Linked DNA regions of Mus musculus: region 2 is linked to region 1. Evidence: chromatin contacts called from ENCODE Hi-C data. All regions are on one chromosome and are shown on one strand. The core of a region is the stretch at or near the end of the contact, and the rest is flanking DNA. Distances in the headings are between cores, read along the strand shown.

Region 1 (3,177 bases), core at 388-2,887:
TTAATAATAAAAAAATCTTTGTTTTTTTCTACATCCACATAGAGGTCAAATTATTTTATATGAAGCATAGCACAGTAATATAATGTATATTAACCAAGTAAAACTTATGAAGAATTTCATCAGCACAAGTGGCTACAATCAAAGGAGCTAATGATAATATCATGAGAGAATCAAATAAAAAATACTTCAGAAAAAGTAGGGTAATATTTTGAGTTGATGTGTTGTATAACTTGATGGCCCTTGCGCAATTAATTACTTCGTTGTGAGTTACACTATACACCATCCTTCATATAAATGAACAAGAACAATTAGATTACTTCAATCTCAGCCGAAACGTGACCTAGAATAACATAGAAAGACAGATAAATGATAGATGGTAGAGATAAAAATTCTATCTTCAAAATGAAATATAGATAAATTCTATATTTAGAAATATAGAGAAATTCTTCTCAAAATACAGACCACATCAGACTTTAAGATCATTTTGTAGACCAGCCATATTTACAGTTTCTACAAGTCATTCCTTTGTCTTGTATTTCCTCCTACTTTTCATTTACATTATCCTTCTAAATCACATTCAATGATTGGAACTCATTGTCACAAAATAGTCTCTCCCCCAACCCTGATCCCCTAGTTCCACATTTATTTAAAAACTATGTAGCAGGTCCTGAGGCCCCTTTCTCATTGATCCAAGATTTAATATACATATGGCCCCAGCTGCAGGCACAACCTAGTTAACAAAACATCTTTTAAGTTATTTCAGGAAAGTGTGATTGCCCTAAAACTTTATCTGATGTGTGGGTTTGTGGTTATAGCACCTCTTTGAAGTGTACAATGCTCAGACATGCCTGCATTAGTGTTCTCTGAAGCGGTGGGTGGGGGTGGGGGTGCTTCCCTCTCTTTATTGCCTGTTGACTTAGCTAGTTTTGGAAATGATGGAGTCTTTACATGACTTTTAAAGGTCATAGGCTTGTATATAAAACTTTAGAAAGTCTTGACTTTGGAAGCATCTCTTCTACACTGGGCTCCATCACAGACCAGTGACATCATAGTACAGCAGGAGATTGTAGCAGCCACAGTGGCTAAAGTGTTACAATGTCAATAACTGCTCCCGTAATTTTTGATTCCAGGGAATAACCATGACTTTACGTGTTGTAAGAGAAGACAGACCCTAAGATAACAAGACTCATGGTTTTCTTCCTTCTTGACTTCTTGATTCCTGGATCCCTTTCTTTATTGTGAGATATTCTTCATTAATATATGTCCTTTCTGTAGTAATATCATGAATAAAGTCACCTTCATAAAACTCCACCCTGTTTGCTGGCAATGGTAGCACACGCCTTTTATCCCAGCACTCAGGAGGCAGAGGTAGGTGGATCTCTGAGAATTCAAGGCCAGCCTGGTCTACAAAGTGAGTTCCAGCTTGGCCAGGGCTACATAGAGAAGCCTTGTCTCAAAAAACAACAAGCAAAATACATCAAAACAAAAAAAAAAGCACAGTGTTTTGATTTACACTGTTGAGAGTCCAACTGAAGTTGAAAAATCAATAGGCTTTTGAAATGAAGCAGAACTTCATGCATTGGTAGAATGTGTTAAGAACATGCTTGTGTGGTAAGAAGAGGTGGCTTCATTCCATAAGTGAGGTCATAGAAGAGTAAAACTTACTGCCAGGAAATTACAGCTGCCTCAGGTACAGAATGGTGCCTTCCCCTTACATAGATGAGGGAGTTGTATAATCTCACTGGAATTTTATATAATAGTAATTATAAGTTAGGAATTGCTATTTTTATTATTCATCTCCATGCTAACATGATAGAATCATATATGGCACAGTTAGAAATGATAGGCTTGAAAGACTCCGAGAGGAGCCCCTTGCTCAGACCTCAGGACAATAGCGGACACCCAAGAACTCATGACAGACCGAGCTTGTTGCAAACCACATGAGGCTTTATTCAGGGAAAGCCAGAGCTCTGGGGATGACTCATATCCCACGCAGGAGTAGAGGAGTCGACCTCAAGGGGAAAGAGTTCCCAGTTTTTATAGGCCCTCATGGGGGAAAGGAGAAGGGGGAGATTAGGGGATTTCCAGATCTAAACAATGTCTATTCTCAAGAAATGGGTATGGGAGGGGTACAAGGAAAGAGTCTAATGAAGGTGCAGCAATGGGCACACACCTGGTCAGAACATTGGCAGACACACAGGTTCAAGGAGTGGCCAGAGCATTGTGCACCTCTATTTTTCTAAATCAGTGAAGCTAGTTCTGCTAACACTGACGTCTATCTTGCCAATTTCAGGGCTTCTGTGTCCTTTTACATTCTGCCAGGATCTTTCAGGCTTTCCTCAGAAAGACTAACCCAGTCTTCCAAAAGTCAAGATAATGCATTGTGGCCACAAATCATAGTTTTGTGATAACTCATAGGCAAAATTTTCATCTCATCTTTTCTTCTCATTTACTGTCTTAGTCAGGGTTTCTAATCCTGCACAAAACAACATCATGACCAGGAAGCAAGTTGGGGAGTATATTAGTCAGGGTTCTCTAGAGTCACAGAACTTATGGATAGTCTCTATATAGTAAAGGAATTTATTGATGACTTACAGTCTGTAGTCCAGTTCCCAACAATAGTCAGCAGCAGCTGTGAATGGAAGTCCAAGGATCTAGCAGTTGCTCAGTCCCACAAGGCAAGCAGGTGAAGAAGAGAGTGTGTGTGTGTTTTCCTTCTTCCAATGTCCTTATGTAGGTCTCCAGCAGAAGATGTAGCCCAGATCAAAGGTGTGCGCTACCACACTTTTAATCTCAGGTGACCTTGAACTCAGAGATCTGTCTTAATCTTCTGGAATTCATAGCCACCATGGCTCAAGATCTCCATACCAAGATCCAGGTCAGAAACTTCTATCTCTCAAGCCTCCAGATTAGGATCACTAGTGAGCCTTCCAATTCTGGACTGTAGTTCATTCCAGATATAGTCAAGTGGACAACCAGGAATAGCCACTACAGGGAGGAAAGGCTTTATTCAGCTTTTACTTCCACATTGCTGTTTATCACCAAAGGAAGTCAGGACTGGAATTCAAGGTCAGGAAACAGGAGCTGATGGAGAGGCCATGGAGGGATGTTATTTACTGGCTTCCTTCCCCTGGCTTGCTCAGCTTGCTTTCTTATAGAACCCAAGACTACCAGCCC
Region 2 (3,177 bases), core at 482-2,981, 46 kb before region 1:
CATAGTAGACTCCTTGCCTGTAGCCCACATAGCAGCCTGCTGTCCCCGACACCTCTCAGGTCCCCAGTGCGCCCTCCACAGCAGTGCTTGGGCATTCCGCTTTCCCTCTCAGGCGCCTTCTTTCATTCCCAGTCCTGTTAATGGTCATTATCATCACTATCCCACTCTGCTCCTATGGCAACTTTCAAACATCTAATCTGTAGCAAGTACTAGATATAATTGTTTTCTCTCCCTTCTCATTTTCCATCCCATTAAGGAATTTAGGAATATTCTTTCCCTCCCTCCCTCCCTCCCTCCCTCCCTCCCTCCCTCCCTCCCTCCCTCCCTCCCCTCCTTCTTTCCCTCCCTCCCTTCCCTTTCTCTCCTTCCCTCCCTCCCTCTCCCCTTCCCTCCCCCCTCTCTCATACACACAGATACAAACCACCATGAAAACCTCTTAACTCTTTCCCTCTGAGCTGTTCATTTCATTTCTTCCCTAAAGTTTTTGTGTGACTTTCTGGTAGTCTCTCATCCCCATTCCATTGTTGAGTCTCCTTCACCAAACTCTCCCCTTGGCTCCTGCCAGTACCCTTTATTATCTTTTTCTATTTTGCCCTGCATTGTGGAAACAAATGCACATTTTGCCTATGTCCTTTAGGATCTAAATTGGATAACCACGGGTGACCTCATGTTTGAAGTCTGTCTTAGTTTGCTTTTATCACTGTCTTAAAATACCACAACCAAGAGAACCTTGGGGAGGAAAGGATTGATTTTGACTTAAAACTCTGAGGTCCCACTATCACTGAGGAAAATCGGGGAAGGAACCCAAGACAGGAACCTGGAGGCAGGAACTGAAGCAGATGGAGGCCGTGGAGGGATGCTGTTTACTAGATTGCTCCTTGTGGTCTAGCTCAGCTTCCGTCTTATGTCTAGCACCACATGCTCAAGGGCACCACACACAGTGGCCAGGGCCACTTCAGCCTTTCATCAGAAAATGCCCCCATAGACTTGCCTACAGCCCACTACCATGAAGGCATCTTGTCAACTGGGGTTCTCTCTTCCCAGATGATTCTAGCTGTGCCGAGTTGACACAATTAAACAAGCCCCGCCCCAGCACTCAAACATTCATAATAGCAACAGACCTACCACAAGGCATTTTTTTTCTGTCCTAAATGGCCATTCTTTATGCTTCTAGCTGCTTTCTTGGGGTTTGTTTGTTTGTTTGTTTGTTTGTTGTTGTTGTTGTTGTTTTGCTGCTGCTGCTGCTGCTCCTCCTCCTCCTCCATCTCCCCCTCATTTCTTTCTTTCAAATCTCCCTGCATGTAGTCACAACTACTGAACTACAGTCACTGTGGATAAGCTGCATATCATTATGCTTGTTTTGAATTCTGTGACCTGTAGTCTCCTCTGCTTAGCCCATGGCCATAAAACTCAGGGTTTCATTATTTTAAAATTAGGACAGTGATCCAGTACTTCCAAATATAGTCAGGCAGGGCCTGTATCCGGTTCGTTCTTGTTTTCCAGTCTACTCCATAACAGGGGCTATACTTTGAGGTTGAGGTGGGCTTGTGTCTAATCTTCTTAAAATGTTCTGTGTAGCTTTGAAAGTTGAAGGATGTGGGGAAAACCATTTACCACTGTCATCCGTTGAAGAAGCGCTTTAAAACTGAGCATGCTGTTTTAAGAATATTGGGCACAGACATGAGAGCAGGACACCTGAGCAGTTATTGGCTGTGAGCTGAGCTGAGTGTGAGCTTCAGACAGCCACACTGAGACAAGTAAATGCTGGCCCAGTGTCTTGTTGGGCAACCTGTTGACTACATTACCACGGGAGCAGAAGTCTACCCCGTGCTTTGACAGTGTCTCCATGGAGGCTTGGCATAGAAGTCTGGCTTTCTGAAATAATTCTTATCCTGGCAGCTACAAGCGGGCAAAGCCACAGAGACATATTGCAAGAGCCTGTATGAGAAGTTGGAGTGAAATTAGGATTCTGATGACATATAAAGTCTTCAGGAGAGTTAGAATAAGAAGACTATGTAGCATACAGTGTATATGTAACATACAGTATATAAACATTATATATGTATATATATAAGATATATGTGTGTGTATATATATATATATATATATATATATATATACATACACACACACACACACTGTTACAGAGACAGTTACCACTCACATGGGGGAAAAGCAATAACTAGGGTCTTGTACTCTAAACATAACCTAAGTATGAAAAGCCAATTTTATGAGTTAGAAGATATTACAGGAGATTCTTCCAGTGACATCAGAGCAGGATGGGCATCTTTTAGGTACAGAAAGCAGGAACTAGTAAGAAAAGAATTGAGAAGCAAACATGAGTTGATGCTGTTTGTCATGATCTATGTCTTATTGCTGTAAGTGAATACCACAGGCTTGGTAATTTACAAAGGAAAAAAAAAACACTTGTTTAGCTTATGATTGGAAAATGTGGGACGTGCTAGATACAGCTGCCTCTGGTGATGTCCCTTGGCTCTAGGGGCCTCAGGCAGCGGGGGAGGGTCACATTGGGTGAGGGAGTGAGCATCATGGCTATAATCTCTCCTCTTCCTATAGAGCACTGTTCTTTCTAGACTCAGGCCCAACTTATGTCCTTGTTTAAGCCTTAATTACCTCTTGAAGGTCCCTCTTCCAAACACCCACACTGATGAGTTTATACACACTTCCCACTTAATGTTGAAGATTGTTTCAGCATGAGCGTTGGTAGAGACACCGAAACTCAGCACTGCCGCAATAATTTGTTGAAAATGTGGCCACTGAGCCGGAACTCAGTCTTAGAATCCTAGAGGTCCGAAGTCTGAAATGGTCATCAGGGGTAAATTTAAGGTCCAGATAGGGCTGTTTTTCTTTTGTAAACCTCTAGGTAATAATCAGTGTCCTAAGCTCTTCTAGAGGCTGCCAGTTTTGCTTGATTCGGGGCCCTGCTGTCTCTGAAGCGTATCTGCCTGCTGCGGTTTATCTCTGCCCTCCTGCCTTGCTCTGAGGGGACCTTGTGGTTATACCTGGCCTACCTCAGTAAGCCAGCTTAAGATCCTTAGCCGCTAGTCATGTCCTTGAAATTCCCTCTTCCGTGTTAAATAACACTGTATTCACTGGATCCCAGAATTAGGATGCGCGGGGGAGGGGGGGTCGTTATGTTTCTTATGGTCAGATAGT

What was found. A loop is a pair of places that touch in the nucleus more often than their neighbours do.
Region 2: a loop to region 1 is called in a map of heart, with 2.0 times the contacts of the local background. The contact joins the enhancer-like site here to the promoter of 1700022E09Rik in region 1. A Hi-C loop is called at or near these places in 4 of 37 maps with a recorded cell type or tissue (T-helper 17 cell, heart, regulatory T cell and 1 more).

Annotation. Positions count from the first base shown.
Region 1 is chr16:59,467,698-59,470,874 of GRCm38, reverse strand. 1700022E09Rik (RIKEN cDNA 1700022E09 gene) reads left to right here and starts at 1,637. Exons shown (of 3, transcript NR_040568.1): 1 at 1,637-1,690; 2 at 2,738-2,878.
Region 2 is chr16:59,513,990-59,517,166 of GRCm38, reverse strand. The region is part of intron 17 of Crybg3 (beta-gamma crystallin domain containing 3); the gene reads left to right. Among named protein-coding and RNA genes, the nearest start is that of Riox2, 44 kb to the right of the region's middle. Within about 2 kb of position 1,731, at least 1 of the 3 ENCODE cell types and tissues checked has a DNase peak (open chromatin) inside an H3K27ac peak, as active enhancers do; it is heart, where a contact is called at or near this core.